Regions from separate parts of the Homo sapiens genome. Here regions 1, 2, 3 and 5 are each linked to region 4. A link is a loop called in an ENCODE intact Hi-C map of the cell type or tissue named here. Cell type or tissue: PC-3. All regions are shown on one strand. Region 1 overlaps ROBO1 (roundabout guidance receptor 1). Region 2 overlaps ROBO1 (roundabout guidance receptor 1). Region 3 overlaps ROBO1 (roundabout guidance receptor 1). Region 4 overlaps ROBO1 (roundabout guidance receptor 1). Region 5 has its middle 210 kb from the start of LINC02077.

Region 1 (5,000 bases), 260 kb before region 4:
TGGAAGAGGACACTACATTTTCAGAATAATATTGAGAATTAGATTTCATTATTCATAACACATATGATGTGCTAATTTTTATCAATGCTTCCTTTTATATTTCAACCAGAAAATGATTGAAAAAGCTGTATATTAAGAAGCATTTTAATTAAATATGGGCAATTTAATTAGAAGTGGGTATCTTGGGAAAAATAGGGGAAGATATTCTGCAGTCCTGGGATTTATTTTTTTCTACTTCCATTGATAAAGACTACTTTATCAATGAAATCTTGCAGCAAATAGTAACCTCTTGTCAACTAGGAAAAAAAATAAAATGAATCCCTTAAAAACTAAGGTGTATTGGAGGAGAAAATAAAGACGAGGTAAATAAAGACAACTCTATAAATGCTAAATAGCAACCCATTTCTGTTGCCATGTACCATTTTAATTGTTTTCAAAATTATTACTCACATACATAGTCATAGTACAGAAAATATTACTTACTTTTATGACACTCCTAGTTCCCTGTCTGAACACCAACGTCATGCTGATGTAAATAAGTGTAATTTAATATCAAAATAACTATCATTCTTTCATTTAACACATCTGCACTGAGCACATACTTTGTGTCTGGCAGCTGTGCTATAACTCTTGTATCTTCCTTGCAGTGAAGTATATGTAAAATGTTGACGTCTGTCAAAAAACATTAATATTCACCTTTTTGGGAAACAGTAATACAATAGGGTCTTATTGCAGGTTATTTTGAATTAAGAGATAAATTTTGAAGGCTGGATCAGAAAGCATATCATAAAGTCTTCTATAACTATTTTCAGTCTTACTTTTTAGCTGACAGCACTGCCCAGAAGAACGAAGTGCTGTTCTTTGTACAAATGTGTGAAAAATTTCTTAATATTTATTAAATAATTTCAAACTTTAAAAAATATTCCAACAAAAGGATAAATGTACAGAAAGATAAACCATTGAAGAGGAAAACTAAAATAATAACAAGTAAAATAATATTCCATCAAATATTATCCATCTTACAACACCATCTTCTAAAGCTAAGGAATTTGTTTCTAAAAAAGATGCATGTGAACATCAATTCTGTATAAAGTTTCCTAAAGGTACTCATTTAATTTTTAAAATTTGACACTGAATATATCTAGGAATATTCTACAATAAGTATGTCTTCTACTTGTATTTTTCTTATATCATGCAACTTTGTTTTTAAACCTTAAATTATGCTTTGCTTAGGACCCTGGAAGAAAATATGCTGGTAGAAGCACTTTTGAAGATTGGACAAAACTCTTATGTCCTAACCTAGGAAAGGAGTACTTTTATTCAAAAATTGTACATTCTGAAAATCTGATATAGCGGATGGATGGCAAATATCACTCAACATTATATGATAACAACGTAACATGAATGAACACAAGGCATTGCAGATAAAATGAGAAGAATTACCAGAATAAAAACAATTACTAGCAAATTGTTTATTTACATACTGTATGATGGAGAAGCAAGCTAACTTAAATACAGTTGTATGTTTCTGCAATCTGCTGGGCTGTAGAAACGGGGCCATGTTGTCTCTGGTCTTTTAATTGTTAGAATTACATCCAGATTGGGTTCAAGCTTAAACCACATTCACATTTTGCAGAAATATGAACATCATAATGACACTTCCTGTACTGCCGTGCAAAATACTCCCTAGTGCTTATTCCAACAGCACTAAGTCTTCAGGACAAAGAGAAGGTAAGTTTGGCATAGTAGGTTTCAGTTAAAATTTGTAATGTGTTCTAGAGAAAAGTGTACATCAGTAAGGATCAATTTTTTTTTAATTTGACTTTAAGTTCTGGGATACAAGTGGAGAGTGTGTAGGTTTCTTACATAGGTATACATGTGCCATGGTGGTTGGCTGCACCTATCGACCTGACATCTAGGTTTTAAGCTCCACACGCGTTAGCTATTTGTCCTAATGCTCTCCTTCCCCTTGCCCTTCTCTGCCCCTCAACTGGACCTGATGTGTGTTGTTCCCCAACCTGTGTCCATGTGTTCTCATTAGAATCAACATTTAAATAGTTAATATTCAGTGGACTTGAAAGTCTGGTAGATCATTTTAAAATGTATCACCAAAGTAAGTCAAATGGCTAAAATCATATGTTCTAACTTAAAGTCAGTAACTTACTGTATGTTTGCATTTTATACACTTTAAAATAACCTATAAATGATAGATTTATTTTAAAAGTTCACTTTTTACAGGACATCATTTTATACAGTAATATTTGTAGATGTGTTTATTTATGAATCAGAAACAGAAGTCTAGAATGTCAGAATCACAACACAGATTCTTTCACTATTCTGTGATTTTAACAGGTACGTTCACAATGACTCAGTTATTTCCATAAAAAACAGAGAGTTTTACACTCTATCTTGATAGGGTTATTATGAAAGCTAATTATTTAATGTTTATACAGGACTTGCCATTTATATGGTGCATTACATCTGCAAAGAAGTATTGCTATTAGTCACTATGTAAGGAATTGCCAAATTTCTCAGCTGCCAGTACAAATGGAAAGGAGGACAAAGAATGCCATTGATGAGGGTTTTAAAGTGCCAGAGCAAAAGTCACACTCAGGAGTAGCCTGGCAGGGTTAAAAAAACACAGACAAAATGAGGATATCTGAGCTACGGGACCCTGATTAGGGCAAGACAAGCATGCATTCTTTCTTTTGTAAAATCCAACTTTTTATGTAGCCTTGCAGCAAGAGTCCTCAATCAAAGAAATATGCTTCTGTATTTATTGCCTGGCTCTTTGTATCTGAAGGTCAGCTCCATGAGAACAGGGAATTTGTGATTATCCCCTAGTATTTCCAGTGCCCAGGACAACATCCAAGACACAGGAGGTATCCAGTAAATGTTTACTACACTTTCCAATATGCTAAGTAGTAGATTTTAAATGGTGGCTTGCATTGGCGGGAGTTCTATAGTTGTAGTGCTTGGGGTATAGGGAGGTAGACACACATATTCAAATAAACACATACATATACAACTATAATTGTGATACATGTCATGAAGGAAGGTATAGGAGGCTGTGTGAGAGAATAATGAGAAACATAATTTAAATTGGAGGTGAGGGAATAGTAAGGAAGTAACAGTTAAGGTGAAGCCTGAGTAATGAGTAAAACTTATCCTCGGGAAGTGCATTGCAGGCACAGGAAATACTTCAGGTGAGGAAAAATCCTGGTACACTGGAAAAGCCTTGGATGCCGTGTAGTGGTACCGGTGGAGAGCAAAACAAGACAACCTTGGTAGGGACGACAGGGACCAGATTTGCTATGCACAGCAGCCATGAGCAAGGGTAAGCTTTTATTTTAATTCCAATGAGAAGCCACTGGAGTCTTAAGCAACATAGTGTTATAATGAAATTCTCATACTTCAGTGTTCATTCTAGCTGCTCTGTGAATGAAATGGAGAGGGAAGTAATAATGGACGTGGAGGCCAGGTGTGGTGGCTCAGCGCATAATCCCAGCATTTTGGAGGCAGATGCTGGAGGATGGCCTGAGCCCAGGAGTTGGAGACCAGCCTGCGAAACATAGTGAGACACTGTCTCTACAAAAAACAAAATGTACAAAATTAGCTAGGCATGGTGGTGCTCACCAGTGGTTCTGGCTAGTGGGGAGACTGAGGTAGGAGGATCGCTTGAGCCTGGGAGATTGAGGCCACTTTGAGACATGATTGCACTACTGCATTCCAGCCTGAGCAACAGAGCCAGACCCTGTTTCAAAAAAATAAACAAACAAAAAAGGAAGTATAGAGACCAATTAGAAGGCTACTGAAGTAATTACAGGTAAAATGGTGATGGTTTTATACCATGATTATGATACCAGATTTGACACAATAGTGACAGATTGGAGGTACCTTTTGTTGGCAAAAATCAAAATGATTTATTGAAGGGCTGAAGTTGACAGAGAAAGACATTAATAATAACACCCAGGTTTCTAATCTGAGTAACTGATCATGCCATTTTCAAGGTACAGGAGAATAGGTAGACAATATATAAGTAAATCCTTCTACGAGGAGGAACAACAGAACAAAAGATATCCTTATTTTTTAAAAAATTTAAAACATGATTTGAGAGTATAGAGTCTGATATGAAAATTGTTTCATTGGTTAAAAAATATTATGGCTTTAAATTCAGCCCTTGATTTTGAGCTATTTGGATCTATATGCTACCATATTTCAAATCTTATTTGCTAACTGATAATATTCATTGATCAATGAATTCATACTTTAATTTTGGGGATGACAAATTTTAATCTAGTTTGATCCATATCATGTATTTTTTAACTGAAAAACTCAAATACATCTGATACATTCTAAGTTTATAAATGTATATATACAACATATGTGGATTATATATATATGTATGTATAATACAGACACGTGACATACATGACCGCTAGTCATTGATATACTGTGATGGTAACACTAAGCACCAAATTATGGTAAAAACAAAACAAAACAAAACAAAAAACACTCAGTTATTTTGATTGGAAAATGAAAATAACTCAAAACGTGGGTCATTTCCAAGGACTGCCATAAATTAAGCTCAATAACATATTAAATCAATAACAATAAAATGAATAACACACTAAAGGATATGATAAATCAATATTTAAGGACACAAGAACTAATAACATATTAAAGAATATTCTACAATTGGAATGCACAAAAAGTTCACAGCATTTCACTTTCACATATGTAAAGCATATGTAAAATTCCCTGCAATTACACTGAATCCCAAAAATCTTATGGATTTTGTGATTCACTTAATCATTCATTCAATAAAAGTACAACACACTATATTTGGTGATGGTAGCTAGTAAGATAAACAAGACAAAGTCTCTGCTTTCAGGGCACTTATTTCAGAATTTTTCTCTCTCCTTTGTGTGTGCGTGTGTGCATGTGTGTATGTGTGTGTATTTCATAGCATGCTTTGTTTAATTGAAATTTTAGATAAA
Region 2 (5,000 bases), 160 kb before region 4:
CAGTATCCCAAATGGAGTCTGCATTTGTAGTTCGACTATTCAAAACAGATTTGGTGTCTGGAGAACCTAAGTGCCCAAGTTAGCATTCTGGTTCACATACTAATACGTCTCTCTGAGCTTGATTAACGTAAGTCTACTCTGAGAATTAGATCTGCTCTTGGAGTGCTAACAAACCAGTTTTCCAAGCCTGCAAAGTCAGGCAGAGCCTGGGCAACTGTAAATTCACCAAGGCAAGTTCACCAGTGCCACAATACCTGGATAGATTATTTGCTTTAAACAAATGAAACACCTCCGCACTGCTAGGATATGTGGATTTTTTCATTAACATTTTATATCATAAGTATTCAAATTAGATGGTCCTTAAGAGTTAAAATTTCTTAGATAACCTCACTAAGCTATGCTTTACTTATTATTATGTGTCTTTAAACTTTTCTGCTCAGACTTCATGCTGTATCCTGTTACAGCTGATAAACTAGCATTACTTGAAGCTTAACTTTAAGACTAGGTCACAGACAAGAATAACAAGGAAGAAACGTCTGTTTTAAAGATCATTAAACAGAAAAAAAAATTGCTTTAAAAAATCCTAATATGAACAAAGAATTGCAAAAGAAAAAGTATCACAAACACCTCACTCAGTCAACATAAAATTATGAAAACTTTGGAGAATATTTTTTTTTCCTTTTTAAATACTAACGGAAATGAAACCAGGAAACGTTATCAGGATCAAAAATTACTTTTACATGCTGTTTTTATTATACTAAGAAGAGAAAAATTTAAAACTCAAAATATAGTCAATTCCAAGGGAATATTCAGAAATGACACACTACCAGAACTTTCCTTTTTCTTTTTTTTCAAGCTTCAGAGTAACAAATTACATTCTAAAAGGAAGATCTATTTCCTAAGTAATCTACATGATGGTTGTAATTCCTCTACGGTTTTCAGCATAAGAAATCAGTTTTAAACACAAAATCTGTATTACTGTTTCTAGGCCTCATTATACATTTTTACATGGAACACAAAAACTGGAGCTAAACTTGAGAGGTACATTTAACCTACAACAAATAACCTAGCAAAAAAAAGAAAAAAAAAAAAAAACAGTATGAGAAAATCCAGGGGAAAAGGCCAAGAACAACCACATAAACAAAGTGAATAAACATGTCACCAGAAGACTATAGACGCTATCTGAAGCCAAATAACTTTCCTATGCTTATTACAAGGATGTCATCCTGAGAGATAAAATATAGTATCATAAATTTGAAGGTCATTGAATTTTTCAAGGTAACCCAAACATTGTAAGGACATGCAATTAATTCTCTCAACATTTAGCGTATAACCAATAATTGCAAGAGTCCAAGCTATATCAAATGAAGTCTATATCTACTTATGTGCCCTGACCTTTAGGTGGAGTCCAACTTAATAAAAATAAGAAAATAATAAAAATAAATAAAAATAAAAATAAAAATTACCCAATCTCCTTTGATATATTTTATGTTTAGTACATAATGAAAGAAAAAAGTGTTTTCTTTTTAAAAATTATATTTCATATAACACTGTTCAATGTTTTATATATTTTATATATACAGTTTAATGAATAATCTGCATTTTATTAAAATACATTTGCGCATTCTAGATAGCCAAAATATCCTATAAAAGAAAGACATTTGGAAAGTCTCACCATTATTTTCTCTAATACTAACAAGCACCTCCTAGGCCTATTTTTAATCTTTTAAAATTCTCATTTCAAACTAAGCTTTGATTTTTTCTAACAATGTTTACAGCATTAACTAAAGGCTAATTTTATTGGACAAGTCAGTCTTTAAAACAATTGCATTTGTATCTATACTCATTCAAAAATCAACAATTAGAGCTCTGATGATAAATATTATTTATGACATTTATTCACACAATATTCATCCTTTTAAAAATTGCTTTTTTAGGCCTCAAATGGGTGGCATAATCATTAGACAACAAATTTGTGAAAACAAATGAATGTGGTAAAGTACTGAAAATGTCTACATAAAAAAGGTTGTAGCCTCATAGGCAAGTTTCATTTTTATCTATTAGACATGGGTACACATTATATGAGAAATATGTCTTACAATCACAGTAGGTTAATCAGCTGTCTTAAAAACTTAACATTTTAAAATTTTAAATGTTTTATGCTTTAGACAATTAATCATAAGGATTAATTTAAGAGTTAGCATCCATTGAGTCCTTATTCTGAGTGTGGTATTTTGAAGTGTCCCCTATTCTCAATAGCCCCAAAGATGTCAACTCTAAATATTCCTGTTTTAGATATGAGAAAACAGACTTAAAGAAGTTAAGGCAGTGGTTCTCCAAGTGTTTTTCCCAGACCAGCAGCATCAGCATCAGCATCATATGGGAACATTTTCGAAAGGCAAACTCTCAGACCCCACCCCAGACCTGCTGACTCAGAAACTCTGGACGTGGCCAGAAATCTGTGTTTTATCAAGCCCTCCAGGTGACGCTGGTGCACAGTGAAATGTATACTCACAGCATTAAGGAAATTTGCCTAAGGATACACATCTAGGAATTGGTGAAACTAGATGGGAACCCAGGTTGGTCTCCCTCTTTTGAAATCCAGGCGTTAACTCATAAGGCCTTTGGTTAAGGGCGACCCTTTTTCTCTGAAATCAGTATTACTTTCTAGAAGGATTACTTTCAGTAGAGAGAGTGTACTGAACATAATGGAAACTTTGATGTTACCAAATCTTACAATGCCTCAAGGTCATCACTCTGACAAATGTTCAACTGTCATGTAGAACACAGGAAATTCCTGATATATTGTCAAGATTTGAGACTGAAATATCGGATGCCTCCAGCTCCCAGCTAACTCACCACCCCACCTTTGTCAGCCCACAAACAGGTCTTCATCATTAAACAGCGAGGAGTAGGGGGACAGGGCTTTAAGTGTGGCTAGCTCATAAGGAGACTTATTTAAATAAAGTTAGAAAGCAGGAACAACCGGGGACAGTCATTCCCTTACAGGACACACCACAGGAAATCAGGAGCAAGAGATTAATTCCCAAACCCCTAAAACTGTTCTCATTCATCTCTTCAGTCATCTCAGACCCCTCCTTCACCAGGACCAAAGGCAGACTGTTGATGATGAACTATGCTGTCACCTAAACTGCTGTCACTAGCCCAAACAATGTCATGAATCAGTGTTGGCCAGTCTCAGCAGCTGCAGATCCTTAGAAAGTGGAAAACTGGGTGAGATGCAGTGGCTCACACTTGTAATCTCAGGACTTTGGGAGGCCTAGGTGGATGTATCACTTGAACCCAGGAGTTTGAGACCAGCCTGGGCAACATGGCAAAACCCTGTCTACCAAAAAAAAAAAAAAAAAAAAAGGAGAAGAAGAAAAATTATCTGGGCATGGTAGCGCAGGCTTGTAATCCCAGCTACTCAGGAGGCTGAGGTGGGAGGATTGCTTGAGAACGGGAGGTGGATATTGCAGATCTCACCACTGCACTTCATCCTGGGCAACAGAGTGAGACCCTGACCCCCACTCCGTCCACCTCCCCCACCCCACCCCCCGCCAGAAAACATAAAAAAGAAGAAAAAGGAAAATAGAAAGCGGGAGCCTGAAATGAGAGTAGGTGAGTATCCAAAACACTTCATCTAATGAAATAAATATGAATAGCCAAATCTAGATGTCAGGTGTTCTAGGACTTAAAAAGTAATGAAGGCAGTGTCTAAGAGTGACTGTTATTACCTCAGCACATATTCTGTGAACTGCTTTGATCTCAAACCTCCTTTTTTCTCAACGTGCGTAAATCACTCATTAATTCCACAACTCTCTGTTGAACTCTTGTCCTATGCCATGCAGGGTTTCCAAGTGGACTACAGCAGGGAGACTGGAAAGAGACCCCTGAAGTACCGCAGGAGGAAGTGAGTCATGCCAGGGTGACAGTAGTGGAGGTGGAGAGAAATATTACCGATAGAGCTGGAGTGTGTTTAGAAGTAAAGTTCTGCCAATAGAATAAATGTAAGAAAAGACAGTTTGAAGCTTAGGTTTTGAAGAAAGTATAGTTGTTGGTACAGGTTGAGTATCCCTTATTCATGGAACTAGAAGTGTTTCAGAGTTTGAATTTTTAAAAGAAATTATGGAATATTTGCATTAACCTTACTGGCTGAGCATCCCAAATCTGAAAATCCCAAATCTGATTTAGGCTGCACGTAGGCACTCAAAAAGTTTCATATTTTGAAGGGTGAAGTTCAAAATATGAACTTTCATATTGTGAAGTTCAGATTTTTGAATGTTGGTTGTTCAACCTATAGTGATAATATCTAGAATAGGACCAAGGGAATATAGAGGAAGAGATTTTTGTAGCTAAGGGGGTCAGCCAACTGAAAGGCCAAAGTGTTGAAGGTGTCACTGGGTGTTTAAATCTCCAAGATGGTGACAGACACTGAATTAGAAATAAAAACAATAAACAAGCTATTAAAGTTATTACTGCATGAGGGAGAGGAACTGGGTGGGCTGGGCCTCAGTATGTGATAGCAATAAGAAGGGGCATTGGGAAATAAAGTCAGCTTAAGTGCATTTCAAAGAAACAGGGGGAGCCGGTGCAGGGGCTCGCGCCTATAATCCCAGCACTTTGGGAGGCCAAGGCGGGTGGATCACGAGGTCAGGAGATCAGGACCATCCTGGCTAACACGGTGAAACCCGTCTCTACTAAAAATACAAAAAATTAGCCGGGCGTGGTGGCGGACGCCTGTGGTCCCAGCTACTCGAGAGGCTGAGGCAGGAGAATGGCATGAACCCAGGAGGCGGAGCTTGCAGTGAGCTGAGATTGTGCCACTGCACTCCAGCCTGGGTGACAGAGCGAGACTTCGTCTCAAAAAAAAAAAAAAGACACAAGGGGTTTTAGGAAAGAAGGGAACATAGGTAGGTAGATAGGTAGATAGATAGATAGATAGATAGATAGATAGATAGATAGATAGATGATAGATTGCTGAATAGGTTTTCTGAGTG
Region 3 (5,000 bases), 250 kb before region 4:
GTTTTGAAAATTTCAAGCTCAGGAATTTTATTCTCAGGCTCATGAATTTAGGTTGAAGACAATGTCATCATAATTGCTACCTGTCACAGAGACATAAGGCCTCTACCGATAAAATAGATGGTTCATTCTGTCATCATGACAGCTTTAAAAATTGACAGCTCTCTTAAGAAGAAAATGGTACAAAAATAATATAATGGTTTGTGTGATTTTTTTAAGTAAAAGATTTCATACATGAGGAAGTTATAGTCGTGATTTTGATTCAAATCGTAGCAACTCATCAATGAATCAATACACATTTTAGACTTTTTTTTCAAATGTATATTTTAGACCTTTGGTTTTATTGTTGTTGCTGAATTTTTAAAAAGTAAGGTATTGCAAAGTTAAGAGGAGCACGTCACCATCAATTTTCATATGATAATTTTAGGCCTTCTCTCGAAGTTTCTATATGCAGATCATGACTGAATATTGTTGTTTAATCTAAGTCTTGCAGGGAAGGCAGGTGACTCTTTTATTTGGAACTGGGTCCACCCTAAAGTTTTGATTATATTTACAAGACAGAACATCCTAATCTTCAAAGATTCATTCATTTGTAAGTCAAGCTTCATAAAAGGATGAAATGATTATTTTAAATATTTTTTAAAAAAATATAGAAACATAAAATTTATTATTAAATATAAACTTGCCTTCAATAAAATATTTTAATTCAACATATATAGCAACCTCAGTTGATTAAGAAATTACATTAAAGTAAAACAATATTATCTTTAAAACTTGAAAAAAAGACACTTCATGAAGATAGTGCTTTTACTAAGCGAAAGAGTAGGAGATACACTGCCCACAAAGAGGGAAACAAAATAAAGTATATTTTTAGATTATTATGGTGAGCACTAATATCTAACAGGCTAGCATACTAATAAAGTGGTCATTCAAAATGCTGTGTACTGTAAGATAAATATATGAGCAAGGCAAAGGGATCCAGTCTCATTTTATCGTGCACTTTAATAGAGGACAAAGCTAGTTAAACAGATGGCACTCAGGATTTCTCAATGAATTCAGCATCTGTGTGTACATGTTGCATAAATGCCAATTAAAATGTGTCCGAGTAAATTTACATCCCTTGCTGATAGATAGTAAGCCAATCTTGCTGGCTCAGGATCAAGGTTAAACTTAATCATCTGCTGAACTTTCAGCAAGTTGCTCTCAAATTGTACAGAAATTCCCAGTGAAATAATAAAAACAGAACTCCTATTGATTTGTATTTATTTACATTCATAACTCATTTCTGCAGCCTTGGGCTAGAGCTCAAAGGGAAAAAAGTTACTATTTGTATGACTTGGCCAAGTATACTTTTGACCACATTTCCAACAAATACCTCTTTGATTAAAATGCCGGCCTGAATAAATTTTCCTAACCTCCTCCTTGCAACTTCCCAGTTGAAATAATTTTGTTTAAAAATGATCCTTTCAAAATGATCTTGAACAAAGGAAAAAGGCAGGTAGCAGTAGGTCTATTATTTATATAGCAGGGAACAGAGCATCTGCCTCAGATTGACAGGCAGCCATGAAATTAACAGAAGCAATTCTTCCTAGAAGAATATAAAAATGGCTTCCCCTGACATTTTAAAAATACTGCTTTGCTTTAGTACCCCAACCCCAACCCCCAGTACATTTGTACTCACATAAAGCTTGGTCGCTGTTGGTGTATAGAAGACCTACTGATTTGTGTACATTAATCTTGTATCCGGAAATTTTGCTGAATTCTTTTATCAGTTCTAGGAGCTTTCTGGAGGAGACTTTACGGTTTTTTTAGGTAAACAATCATATCCTCAGCAAACAGTGACAATTTGACTTTCTCTTTACTGATTTGGATGCCCTTTATTTCTTTCTCTTGACTGATTGCTCTGGCTAGGACTTCCAGTACTATGTTGAAGAGGAATGGTGAGAGTGGGCATCCTTGTCTTGTTCCCGTTCTCATAGCGAATACTTTCAGCTTCTCTTCATTCAGTATTATGTTGGCTGTGGGTTCGTCATAGATGGCTTTTATTACATTAAGGTATGTCCCTTGTATGCCAATCTTGCTGAGAGTTTTAATCATAAAGGAAAGCTGGATTTTGTCAGATGCTTTTTCTGCATCTATTGAGATGATCATTTGATTTTTATTGTTAATTCTGTTTATATGGTGTATCGCATTGACTGGCTTGCATATGTTAAGCCATCCCTGCTTCCCTGGTATGAAACCCACTTGATCATGGTGGATTATCTGTCGGACATGTTGTTGGATTCAGTTAGCTACAATTTTGTTAAGGATTTTAGCATCTGTGTTCATCAATGATATAGGTCTATAGTTTCCTTTTTTGGTAATATCCTTTCCTGGTTTTGGTATTAGCGTGATGCTGGCTTCATAGAATGAATTAGGGAGGGTTCCTTCTTTTTCTGTCTTGTGGAATAGTGTCAAAAGGATTGGTACCAATTCTTCTTTAAATGTCTGGTAGAATTCTGCTGTGAATCCGTCTGGTCCTGGACTTTTTTTTTTTGTCGGTAATTTATTTTATTTTATTTTTTGAGGCAGGGTCTCACCCAGGCTGGAGTGCAGTGGCATGATTTTGGCTCACTGCAACCTCCACCTCCTGGGGTCAAGCGATTCTCCTGCCTCAACCTCCTGAGTAGCTGGGATTACAGGCACTCACTACCACACCTGGATAATTTTTGTACTTTTGGTAGAGACGAGGTTTCACCATGTTGACCAGGCTGGTCTCGAACTCCTGGCCTCAAGCGACTCACCTGCTTTGGCCTCCCAAAATGCTGGGATTACAGGCATGAGCCACTGTGCCCAGCCTGTTGGTAATTTTTTAATTACCATTTCAATCTCACTCCTTGTTGTTGGTCTGTTCAGGGTATCTAATTTTTCCTGATTTAAGCTAGAAGGGTTGTATTTTCCCAAGAATTTATCCATCTCTTCTAGGTTTTCTAGTTTATGTGTGGAAAGGTGTTCATAGTAACCTCAAATGATCTTTTGTATTTCAGTGGTGTCAGTTATAGTATCTCCTGTTTTGTTTCTTAGTGAGGTTATTTGGATTTTCTTTCTTTTTTTTCTTGGTTAATATTGCTAATGGTCTATCGATTTTATTGATGTTTTAAAAGAACTAGCTTTTGGTTTCATTTATCTTTTGTATTTTTTTGTTTCAATTTTATTTAGTTCTGCTATAATCTTGGTTATTTCCTTTCTTCTGCTGGGTTTGGGTTTGGTTTGTTCTTGTTTCTCTAGTTCCTTGAGGTGTGACCTTAGATTGTGTGTTGGTGCTCTTTCAGACTTTTTGATGTAGGCATTTAGGGCTATGAACTTTCCTCTTAGCACTGCCTTTGCTGTATCCCAGAGGTTTTGATAGGTTGTATCATTATCATCATTCAGTTTGAAGAGTTTTAAAATTTCCATCTTGATTTCGTTTTTGACCAAATGCTCATTCAGGAGCAGGTTATTTAATTTCCATGCATTTGCCTGGTTGTGAATTTTTTTTGGGGGGTGGGGTGGAGTCGATTTTCAGTTTTATTCCACTGTGGTCTGAGAGACTGCTTGATATAATTTCAATTTTCTTAAATTTTTTTTTTTACTTTGAAAAATTTTAATACTTTATGTACTTACAATAAGAAAATAAAGTGAGGAATTATAAACTTTAAAAAAATATATGTTCCTGCTCATTATAGATGGGTTGTAAAATCATGAATAGTAGAGACAGAAAAAGAAAAAAAATACATTCATGACAATTTTCCCTCCTATAATATATAATCATTATTAGCATGGTTTGATGTTTTTCTATTTCTATATGTACTTGCCTGCTTGTGATTGTGTGTCTGGTATGTTAAAATCAATATACATAGACATGTACATATATATTGTTGAAGGCAATGTGGCAGTATGTTCTTTTTTTTTTTTATTATTATACTTTAAGTTTTAGGGTACATGTGCACATTGTGCAGGTTAGTTACATATGTATACATGTGCCATGCTGGTGCGCTGGTGCGCTGCACCCACTAACTCGTCATCTAGCATTAGGTATATCTCCCAATGCTATCCCTCCCCCCTCCCCCCACCCCACCACAGTCCCCAGAGTGTGATATTCCCCTTCCTGTGTCCATGTGATCTCATTGTTCAATTCCCACCTATGAGTGAGAATATGCGGTGTTTGGTTTTTTGTTCTTGCGATAGTTTACTGAGAATGATGATTTCCAATTTATTGAGGCTCGTTTTATAGCCTATCATATGGTCTGTCTTGGAGAATGTTCCATGGGCTGTTGAATGCGTATTCTGCAGTTGTTGGATGAGATGTTCTGTACATATCTGTCAAGTACATTTGTTCCAGGGTATAGTTTACATCCATTGTTTCTTTGTTGACTTTCTGTCTTGATAGCCTGTCTAGTGCTGTCAGTGGAGTATTGAAGTCCACCACTATTATTGTGTTGCTCTCCATCTCATTTCTTAGGTCTATTAGTAATTGTTTTATAAATTTGGGAGCTCCAGTGTTAGGTGCATACATGTTTAGGATTGTGATATTTTCCTGTTGGACAAGGCCTTTTACCATTATATAATGTCCCTCTTTGTCTCTTTTAACCACTGTTGCTTTAAAGTTTGTTTTGTCTGATATAAGAATAGCTACTCCTGCTCGCTTTTGGTGTCCATTTGCATGAAATGCCTTTTTCCACCCTTTAAGTTTGTGTGAGTCCTTTTGTGTTAGGTGAGTCTCCTGAAGGCAGTAGATGGTTGGTGAGTTCTTATCCATTCTGTGGGTCTGTATCTTTTAAGTGGAACATTTAGGCCATTTACATTCAATGTTAGTATTGAGATGTGAGGTGCCATTGCTTTCATTGTGCTTTTTGTTGCCAGTGTACTTTGGTTTTTTTTTTTTTTTTTTTTGCTTTTTAAATTGTATTTTTGTTCTATAGTTCCTGTGTGATTTATGCTTTAAAGAGGTTCTGTTTTTATGTGTTTCCAGGATTTGTTTCAAG
Region 4 (5,000 bases):
AATTATTAAATCTAATAGGACAGTACTTCCCAAATAATTCTCCAAGTGAAGACAGAACTTCCAAGTTGACACGACCAACTTTCAGTGATACCTTATTAATGTGACCCTATCTTTAATCTACAGCCATGATAAAATGTTCCAACATATACAAACTCAACTCAAACAGTGACTAATGACCATTAATCCCCCTATCTTCAGTAATCTGCCCCTCCAGTCATTTATCACAATGACACTTCACTTTACACACGTAAATAAACTTTAACCAGAAAGGTGAATCAACAGAAATCTCAAAGGTATCTGAAGCTGTAAATTAAACTAGGCAGAGACACAGCCAAGGGAGGCAAATAGAGAGATCAGATTTTAATGTTTTTGATTTGCATCCATAGCTAGGGGTGGGGGACTGGAGGGACTATTCAATTACTCCGATATGCAAACTAAGGAAAAATAAGGCATTACAGAAGGAGAAGCTGGAAGTGGGGAATGACAACCTCGAGGAGTTAGTCTACTCATCCCTCCACTGTGACGTACATGAGATATACCAGGTTGAAACTTCACTTTCTGTTTTCTTTAAAGAAGTAACAATTTAATAATTTTTAAAATTTACTTTAGTTGCAAATCTTCCTTGTAACTTTCAGCCAGCAGGCACAATTCACAGGCTAAAATTCTTTTAGGGGTTTATTCGCTATCATTTAGCTGACGTATGTGGTTTTTTTCCCCCCTTTTCTTACTCTGTTAACTGTCTTAAGTAAAATCCCTGGTCAAAACATAAATGATAACCATAGACCACAAAAGCTCAAACTAACCTTTAAAATCGTTTCATAATTGTGCAAACTGAGTGACTCTTACCGATAAGCCCTGATGCAATTTGAAGCTCAGTATGCGAATGTGACTATAAAAATTCCGAGGTGCAGTGTGTGTGTGTGTGTGTGTGTGTGTGTGTGTGTGTGTGTGTGTTTTAAAGCCTGAAATCGGATCCGTGATTGAAACCAGAATCTACCAAAAGGAAAGAAACAGAAGTTGAGTCGTGGCTCAGTTCACCCACAGTAAAAAAGTTTCCTAGGGAGTGTATGAAAACTATTTACAAGTGTAGATACAGTGTGTACTCTTATGTCAGAAGGGCCCCGTTTCAGCATCCTTCCAACACTTCATATGGAATTTCAGTATTATTTAATTAATCCTAAACATCCCAAATTCAGTTTTCTTTCGCCAATGAGAATCCCCAGGCAACTCCCCTTTCCGATGCTTGCAACCGCCTGTTTTCCTTCTAAACCCAGCGAGGCAGTGGCTATTTTATATCCTACCTTAAGAAGGAGTTATTTCGTGAAGCTTCTTCAGAATCAAATTTAATTACAGACTTTGGTTACATAAAACAACTACTAATAACCCCTTGTGCTCGGAAGAGGAGGGGCTAGAGAGGACTAGGCTCAGGAATCCTGGCAAGCCTGCGGGCCACAAGCTCCCAGGGCGCACATTTCCCTCCCCAGGGAAGCAGCCGGCGGCTGATACTCACTTCGGCTCATCCTGGGGGCCCTAGCTCACTGCCAGCCGCTGCCTCCTCCCACCCTAGTGCTTAGACGTGCGTTTGCCCAGAGTAATCTGGGCGTGCCCTGAACTTGGCAAAAGGCCGAGATCTGCAAAGAGTCTTGAGGAGGTTCAGGGGTGGAGGGGAGGTTTTGGGGAGTGGGGAAAAAGAGACAACCCCAAATGCGAACTAGGAACATTTTCGCCTAAAAGTCTAGCAGGAATCGAGCCCCTCCGGCCTTAGGAGGGAGGGGTAACCAAAATACACTTCTGGGTTTGATCGTGCAAAGTGGAGAGGGGGCGAACAGGGAGGATCAAGGGTGAAGAAAGAAGACGCGGGGTTACCTGAACAGAGACATATTAATCCAAACAGGTAAAAGTGAGCGGGCTCCGCAATCATTGTCCTCGGGTGGATCCTGTATACAGTCTCATGCCAAGAGGAGGGAGTGGAAATAGGGTCCCCAAATGTATGAAGCCACACACCACACACAAAGGCTTAATATAAGCAACGTGGGTCAATTAGCCAAGAGTTTTCAGGGCAATTACTCGTCGACCTTTCCGGACGCTTGTCAGTATCTCAGAGACTTTTGCAGAGGAAGAATTCCAAGGTTTGTCTTCTCCGGCCCCAGGATTTCCGAGGAGGCTCAGACACTTTCAAGAACCATCCAAAGCGAACAACAAAGAGCCGAGGCAGAAGCGCAGTAGTGCCGTTTCCTGCCTCCACGGTCTTGCGGAGCCTCCCGGCGTGCGCCCCCACAATGTGCGGCCGAGCGCCGCTGCGAGGGCAGGCGCGGCGGCGGCGGCAAAGTTGGGGTGTGAGAGCTGCTGAGGGAGGGCCAAAAAGTGCTTCTCCGTCTCCCGGCGAGCCCAGTCAGCAGCGGGCCACCCGCGGCGGCGGCGATAGCAGCCAAAGTAGAAGCAGCAGCTCCGGAGGAAGGGCTCGGGGTGCCGGGAGTGTGACTGGGTGACTCCGCGCGCAGAGAGCGAGCGAGGGGGCGGTGCGGCGACAGCGGCTGCCTGGGCGGGCCCTTGTTCCCATCACTTGGGGGATGCGGAGGGTACTGGAGACAGCAGCAGGACCGCGGACACTCGCACGTCTTCTGGGCGCCCCCAGCCCCGCGCGGCGCCCAACATCGCCCTCGGCCCCTCGCCCTCTGGGGCGCTCGCAGGCACCCCTAAACTACGCAGAAGCCCAAACTTCCTGGGGGCAGCTGCCTGCACCCCTGGCTCGTGGAAGCTGTAAAGAGGCAGCTCCCGGCTCTCCCCGGGGTGGCAGAGAAGGGCAGAGAGGATGCTGCTGCGGGTGGGAGAGACGGCCGCCGCGGCTCACCCCAGCTCCTCCCGGATCAGCGGCGTCTGAAGTTTCTGCTCTCACGCTGCCTCCTCTCCAGCTCAATTGCTTGTGGGTTTCCCCCACAGTCCCCGCGGCTCCCAGTTCCCTCCCTCTCCTCCCCGGCCCGATAATACTTAAAGGGGCCGCGTGGTCCTTTCCATGCTTCACTCTATTCTCCAGGCGCTGGTCAGGCAAGTTCTGCTCCTCAATATTTCCATCCACAAGCCAGGGGTGCCCAACTGCGCCCTCAGGTGAGAATCCAATTGCTCGGAATCGGAAATCCAGGCGAATGAGAAACTGTCTTGTTTCTCTCGCCACCCCTAGCTCCCCTGCACCTTTCTCCAAATGGAACCTCCCAGCCAAAGACTTCAAAAATCCTCCTGGTCCAACTTAACCTCTTCCTTGCCGCTTCCAGGAATTGGAATAAACTCTCAACTCCACTCTCACTTCTCCCCATTCCCATTTAAAAAAAAAAAATCAATTTTGAGCAACATGGCTTTAGGACAGGAGGTAAACAGAGAACTATCCAGAACATATCAGTAGATGGGCAGTCTCTTACAACCATCCTTTTCTTTTAAGTTGCAGTTGTTGAAGGTCTTGTAGAAAAGATATCCAAATCATAAGGCACAGGGTTGGGCCTTGGGATCATTTCCTCATGTTTCAGTTGAAACTCTCTCTTTCAACTTCATACTCCACACATTAGAAAGCTAACAATGGGGATGTAATTTTAAGAGAGAGAGAAACAAATGCAAAAAACAATCTTGACAAGCCCAGAGTTTGCAGTTAGGAGAAGCTAGTCAGGCATAGGTTTGACACTCAGTATACCCGCCCTGAAATCCCAACCTGCCAGTTATAGCTCTGTGACCAGGTCTGTTTTCTCTTCTCTGTTTCTGTTCTCGAGATATTTTATTGCATTAACAAAAAATACACAAAGCAAAACAAACCTGACACGTCTGAAAGGCATTCATTCATTGAGTCAGTCATTTTTCTTTCTTTCTTTTAAATAGGACACAGTGGCCAGGCGCTGTGGCTCACACCTGTAATCTCAGCACTTTGGGAGGCCCAAGCGGGCGGATCATTTAAGGTCTGGAGTTCGAGACCAGCCTGACCAATATGGTGAAACCCCGTCTCTACTAAAAATTCAAAAATTAGCCGGGCGTGGTGGCGTTCGCCTGTAGCCCCAGCTGCTCGGGAGGCTAAGACAGAAGAATTGCTTGAGCCCAGGAGGCGGAGGTTGCAGTGAGCCGAGATAACTTGCCACTGCACTCCAGCCTGGGCGACAGAGCGAGACTCCGTCTTAAATAAATAAATAAATAAATAAAAAGACACACTATGTGAAATACCTAACATGCCGAATGCTGAATAAATGGCAGAATTAATATCTACAGAGTTGTGTACCATAACTTCAAAAAAAATTATTTGGTGTCTAGCAGTACATGTAAGAAGCTGCTTTCGGTGGTTGCCTCTGGAGGACAGAACTGCGCAATGGATAGGGCAGAGAAGGAGGATTTGCTCTTTTCTACATAGTGTTGTGCTTTTCCATGTCTTTTCAGGTGAGCACATTCATTACCTAATGGAAGATAAAAATTTAAAAGCAAATTGTACATTGATTTTGGTTGCTGCTGGTGCAACCAACGACCTTAGAGCGACATTTTGTGGAAACTCTGGTTAACAGCACCTATCTTTGAAAGTGAAAGATAGTCTAATCCTGAGAAAACTGACTATAAATTCAGTAAACAGCCTGGAGATAAGAATTCAAAGACTCCAACCAAAATCTTTTCAGCAGTAAAAATATGAATGGGCAGTCAAAGCTGAAAAGCATACATCGATTTGGTCTTGCTAAAGGATATTTAGTGAAAAACATAGAATATATCTCTTTTTTCTTGGAATACAAAATACTTTTAAGAGAAGCTTACCTAGTAATAGAAAACAAACACTAAAGTGTAGTACTTGAGAGAAAGAGAGCAAGATAGAGAGAAAATTCAAATCCTCATATCATTTGAATGTACGTTAAATAAAGATGTCAAACTTTCACTTAGTAATGGGGGTATACTTTTAAATATAATGAAGAATATGTGTAAGGATCCCTATTGCATTGTTCCCCCAAATGGATCTCCTGGTCTCTGGAAGTTTGCTCGTATCTCTC
Region 5 (5,000 bases), 760 kb before region 4:
TGTATATAAAAAAAGAGAAACAGAAACAGGAAACAGAGAAAATAAGTGAAAATAAATAAAACAGCAGCCTTAAACCCTAACATTTCAATCATTACTTTAAATATGAATTACTTATACACCAGTTAAAAAAGATTGGCACAAGGGATTAAAAAAAAAATGATCCAACTTTATACTGCCTACAAGAAACTCACTTTGAACATAAGGACATAGGTAGTATAAAATGAGAAGGATGCAAAATGCTATATTATGTTAACATTAATCAAAAACAAGCAGAAATATTTATAAAAAATCAATGAAATTAAAAGCTAGTTATTTTAAAAATTAGAAAAATTGATAAACCTCTATCATGACTGACAAGACAAAAAGAGAGCACACACAAATCATGCATAATGAATGAAACAGGATCTATTACTATAGATCCTGTACCCATAAAAGGATAATAGTGGAAAACAGCAAACAACTTTACATTCCAAAGTTAAAAGAAATAAAAGAAATAGACCGATTGCCTGAAAAACCACAGACTGTACTTTCTGAGGGTAAAATTACTGACCTGAATCATCTTATAACCATGCATTTAATTTTATAATGTAAAAGTTCCCTCCAAATAAATCTTGAGGCCTAGATGGCTTCCCTGGAGAAGTTTACGAAGCTCTGAAGAGGAATTAACACCAATTTTATAAAATATGCTACAGAAAACAGGAGTGAACACTTTCTAATTCATTTTATGAGACTATTGTTACCTTGATATCAAAACAAAGATAATACAGAGAAAGAAATCTGCAGACCAATAACTTTCAGTAAATTAGATCCACAAGTTTCAACAAAATGCTAGCAAAACAATTTTAGCATATAAAAAAGATTATATCTCATGACCAAGTGAGAATTATCCCCAAAATACAAGGTTTGTGGAACATTTAAAAGCCAATTAATGTACCACATCAATACTACAAAAGGCAAAAAAACCACATGATCATCCCAAAAGATGCAGAAAAGTCATTTGACACACTCAACATTGTTTTCTTGATAAAATTACTCCAAAAACTAGCATTAGAAGAAAACTTGCTTAGCCTGATAAAGGGCATATATGACAAACCCACAGCGAACATGAGACTTAATGGTAAATATGTTGATTAATTTTGTGTCAATTTGACTAGGCCACAGGATGCCAGGTATTTGGTTAAACATTAATTCTGGGTATGTCTGTGAGAGTGATTATGGAAGATATTAGCATTTGAATTTGTAAACTGAGCAAAGCAGATAGACCTCCTCAGTGTGGATGTAGATCATCCAACTTACTGAGGATCCAAATAGAACAGAAAGGTAGAGAAAGATTGGGTTCACTCTCCCTCTGCCTGTTTGAGCTGGGACACTGATCTTCTCCTGCCTTTGGTGCTCCTGCTTCTCAGATTTTTAGACTCAGGCTGGAATCTATACTGTTAGTTCTCCGGCTCTCAGGCCTTCAAGCTACAACACAGGCTCTTGTGGGTCTCCGATCTGCAGACAACAAATTATAGGACTTCTCGCCTCCATAATTACATGAGCCAATTCCTTATAATAAATCTCATTATATATTATGTATTATAAAAATACATAATATATAATATATAAATTATTAAATATTGAAATATAAATAATATATAAATTATTAAATATAGAAATATAAATTATTTGCCTGATATAAAATAATATATAAATATTCAATATGATAAATATAATATATAAATATATGGTAATATATATTTATACCCAGAGGATATATATGTATATATATTCCATTGGTTCTGTTTCTCTTTAGAACCCCTACTAATATAGTATAAGATTTAAAACATTGAATGCATTTTCTTTATGATCAGAACAAGGCAAGAATGTCTTCTTTCAATCCTTTTATTAAAAATAGTATTGAAGTCCTAGCCACTGAAACAAGGCAATGACAAATAAAGGCATTCAGATTAGAAAGAAATAAAACTGTTCCTATTTGCTGATTCCATTTATATCACAGTTTTGAAATTACAAAATTACAGCAATGGAGAATTGACAGTGGTTGCCAAGGGTTAAGGGAGGGGGTGGATGGGGGCAGGATGTTTGGTTTTGAAAGAGTAACAGGAGGAATCCTTGTGGCAGTGGAACAATTCTGTATTTTGATGTGGTCGTGGATGCATGGACTCACACGTGATAAAATTGCTCACAGAATGAAAAAGCTAAACAAATACAAGTAAAATTGGAGAAATCAAAGAAAAAATGGTAGATTATACAAATGTTGATATTCTGGTTGTAATATTGTACTATAATTTTGCAAGCTGCTATTAGTGAGGGAAACTGAGTAAGAGGTGCACAGAATCTGTCTGTCTGTATAATTATAACTGCATGTGAATTTACAATAATATCCAGAAGGTTTTAAAAAGCACATTTAATGCCATAATTATTTGTTTTTTATAACCCAAAAATTGCCAACTCTGGGGACATATTATGGCAATTATTTGAAATGGTTTGAAATACTTCCATACCTCACTCACATTTACAGGATCATATATAATAATAGTGGAATCATTATGAATGCACATAATCAAAGAGAACCACAATTTGACAGTGCTGATAAGAATGAAATAAACTTGAGGCAGAATAGTATGGTTGAGAAAATAATCTATGCCACTCTCTGTAATAAAGTGTTCAAAATCAGGTGTGTAACCAGCAACTTTTGAGAGTAAAAGGGAGTTGACGAAAGATATTAGAACTGATGAAATTACTATCAGCTCTCCAAAAGTAAAGACTATTTTATTATTTACAAACAAAACACTGATATCTCTCCTTCTCCACTTCCAATCCACAAAGGAATTAAGGTGGCTCCAAAACCAAAGTTGCTTTTGTGATTACTAGTGTTCACTTAAAAAATATTGGTCATTTTTCTTTAAAATTAATAGACATCTTCCAGAGGAAGTCAAGAATATTTATGTGATTGCAGTCAACTTTTACAGATCTGAAAACCATTGCTCAAACAGATTCTCATATAAAACCTGAGATTGATAAGGGCACTGAGTCTGGTTTCATCATCAAGTGGTGATTTTAAGGTACTCCAAGCCAAGATTTCATGTGCAGTCACAGGCAAGTCAAAATGTCTGCTGTAAAATGATGTCTGGTTTCAATTAAGCTCATGATGAGACATTTACATATAATTGTTTACATGATTTCATGTCAATGTCTTTACATCATATCCTGTAGATAAGAACTGGAATTTACAGTGAGCTTGAACTTATTCTTGTAACTATTTCACAACGGAAAGCTAAAGTTCATTTGTAATTGTTTTCTGTATTTTAAAAGACATTCTTTTTTAGCTTTAATTATTTATAGATAAAATGTTTTATATGTCTATCTTTAACAAAGAAAATGTCATTATGTATTATTTTCTTATGAAATCCCTAAGTAATTTTCCATCCAATAGGTCAGAGATTCTTTATTAAAAAAAAAAAAAACTATTCCTTTCACCTTTCACATGTACATTTCCAAATAATCAATTTTTACCTGAATTTAATTGAATAAGAACTAAATATGTAATCTTTTATTTTAAAATATCTTTTCTATATTCTGGATATGTCACAGGAACTTTTTTTTGAAATCTGAAATCATGCAAATGCCTTTCGTTAAAATACCAGAGATTTTACTCCCCTGAAAATTTGCATTGTTAGGAATATATAGCATAAAAAGACCCAAATGCTATTAAGGTTTTTAAGCTGTCAACTGAATTCTGCACACTACATTTATTCTGTTTCCATTTGCTACCAAGGAAAAGTGCAAAGTCAAACATGTTCTTACAAAAAGCACTATAAGCTGCATGTAAATGAGACCACTTTTCCTGAGGATCTATCTTCAATTTGATAGTGCATTTAAGTGCTTGCTTTCACTTAGAATAGACTGAAATATACAAATAGAAATTGAGAGCAGTGAAAATGACATGTATCCAAGATTTTACCCAAGAATAAAAGAATCAAAACAGATTATGCTGTCTCTTTAAAAGACCTATTTGATTAATTAAACGATTACTTTCTATAAAAAAAATACAGATGTTAAATGTAAAAACAAATGTTTCAGGCAATAGTGACCAAAAGGAAATACTAATCTGGCAACTTTATTGAAAAATATTGCTGTGATACAGTGTCTTTCTTTTCTTATTTTTTCTTTCTTGGTCTAAATACCATTTTGCAAACTGCAGATGGTTTGGATTTATAGCTATAGCTATTTACTATACATGTGCCATTTTCCAACTGGTAGGAGATTTGCAGATGTGTAAGCCTGTTAATCCAGACCAAAACACTCTAACCATTTTTTCTTTTTCAATTCATGATTTATAGACATATCTTAAGATTACAATATTAGTTTTTATGGCCTATTTTATGAAAATTATTCATACTGTAGTTATTTTTACAGTGGTTTTCCAATTGAAACCCATTTTGGATGGGTGTGACTTTGACAGGCATAGTTGCATAGTGGTGAAAATTATGGTTTGTGTTGTCAGACACACCTAGGTCTAGATTCTGTCTTCTTCTAATTAACCGTACCACAGAGGGTAAGTCACTAAATCACTCAGAGCTTGTTTCTCTGCTTTTGTATAATAGATATAATAATGCCTAACTCATCAGTGAAATAATACCTATAAATTTCTAAAATAGTCCTAGAATTTAGAAAAGACAGTAAATGTTAGCTCTTACGATTTTAACTTGTTTCAACTGAATGTGACATTTTAATTAATCTCTGGAAAGGCATCTCTGCCCATAATAAAAACAATTTTTATTTTTTAGAGGTGATATAAAATGGAGATCAACCTAGTTTTCATGTCAGATTGTATATTGCATGTAAAAATTCATTTCTATTCTTTCTGTAGGAGAATACCTCCTCAGGCCCTTGAATTTGGATTTACCACTTTATATTCTTAGGCCAATGTATGTGAGCAGAGATAATTTAAGCTGCTTTCCAGCAGAAGCTTAAATATCAAAGTTACTACTTTGCTT

What was found. A loop is a pair of places that touch in the nucleus more often than their neighbours do. Peaks named below come from ENCODE experiments on the same cell type or tissue, not always from the same donor. Only the 100,000 strongest peaks of a DNase experiment are listed, where the experiment ranks them.
Region 1: it touches region 4 in a loop (2.6-fold over the local background); 3 of 110 quality-filtered maps call a loop at or near these places.
Region 2: it touches region 4 in a loop (11-fold over the local background); 6 of 110 quality-filtered maps call a loop at or near these places.
Region 3: a loop joins it to region 4, with 2.7 times the contacts of the local background. A loop is called at or near these places in 3 of 110 quality-filtered maps.
Region 5: it touches region 4 in a loop (2.4-fold over the local background); 2 of 110 quality-filtered maps call a loop at or near these places.

The regions. Positions count from the first base shown.
Region 1 is chr3:78,751,713-78,756,712 of GRCh38, forward strand. The region is part of intron 4 of ROBO1 (roundabout guidance receptor 1); the gene reads right to left. Among named protein-coding and RNA genes, the nearest start is that of LINC02077, 710 kb to the left of the region's middle. In PC-3, no CTCF peak of the experiment used is centred here; a DNase peak (open chromatin) is centred at 2,549; H3K27ac peaks cover 1,113 bases.
Region 2 is chr3:78,855,214-78,860,213 of GRCh38, forward strand. The region is part of intron 4 of ROBO1 (roundabout guidance receptor 1); the gene reads right to left. Among named protein-coding and RNA genes, the nearest start is that of MIR3923, 650 kb to the right of the region's middle. In PC-3, a CTCF peak has its summit at 2,493; a DNase peak (open chromatin) is centred at 2,488.
Region 3 is chr3:78,764,731-78,769,730 of GRCh38, forward strand. The region is part of intron 4 of ROBO1 (roundabout guidance receptor 1); the gene reads right to left. Among named protein-coding and RNA genes, the nearest start is that of LINC02077, 720 kb to the left of the region's middle. In PC-3, no CTCF peak of the experiment used is centred here; no DNase peak of the experiment used is centred here; H3K4me3 peaks cover 1,052 bases; H3K27ac peaks cover 1,012 bases.
Region 4 is chr3:79,016,541-79,021,540 of GRCh38, forward strand. The region is part of intron 3 of ROBO1 (roundabout guidance receptor 1); the gene reads right to left. Among named protein-coding and RNA genes, the nearest start is that of MIR3923, 490 kb to the right of the region's middle. In PC-3, CTCF peaks have their summits at 2,304 and 3,083; DNase peaks (open chromatin) are centred at 931 and 3,131; H3K4me3 peaks cover 3,653 bases; H3K27ac peaks cover 2,667 bases.
Region 5 is chr3:78,252,488-78,257,487 of GRCh38, forward strand. No RefSeq gene overlaps it. Among named protein-coding and RNA genes, the nearest start is that of LINC02077, 210 kb to the left of the region's middle. In PC-3, no CTCF peak of the experiment used is centred here; no DNase peak of the experiment used is centred here.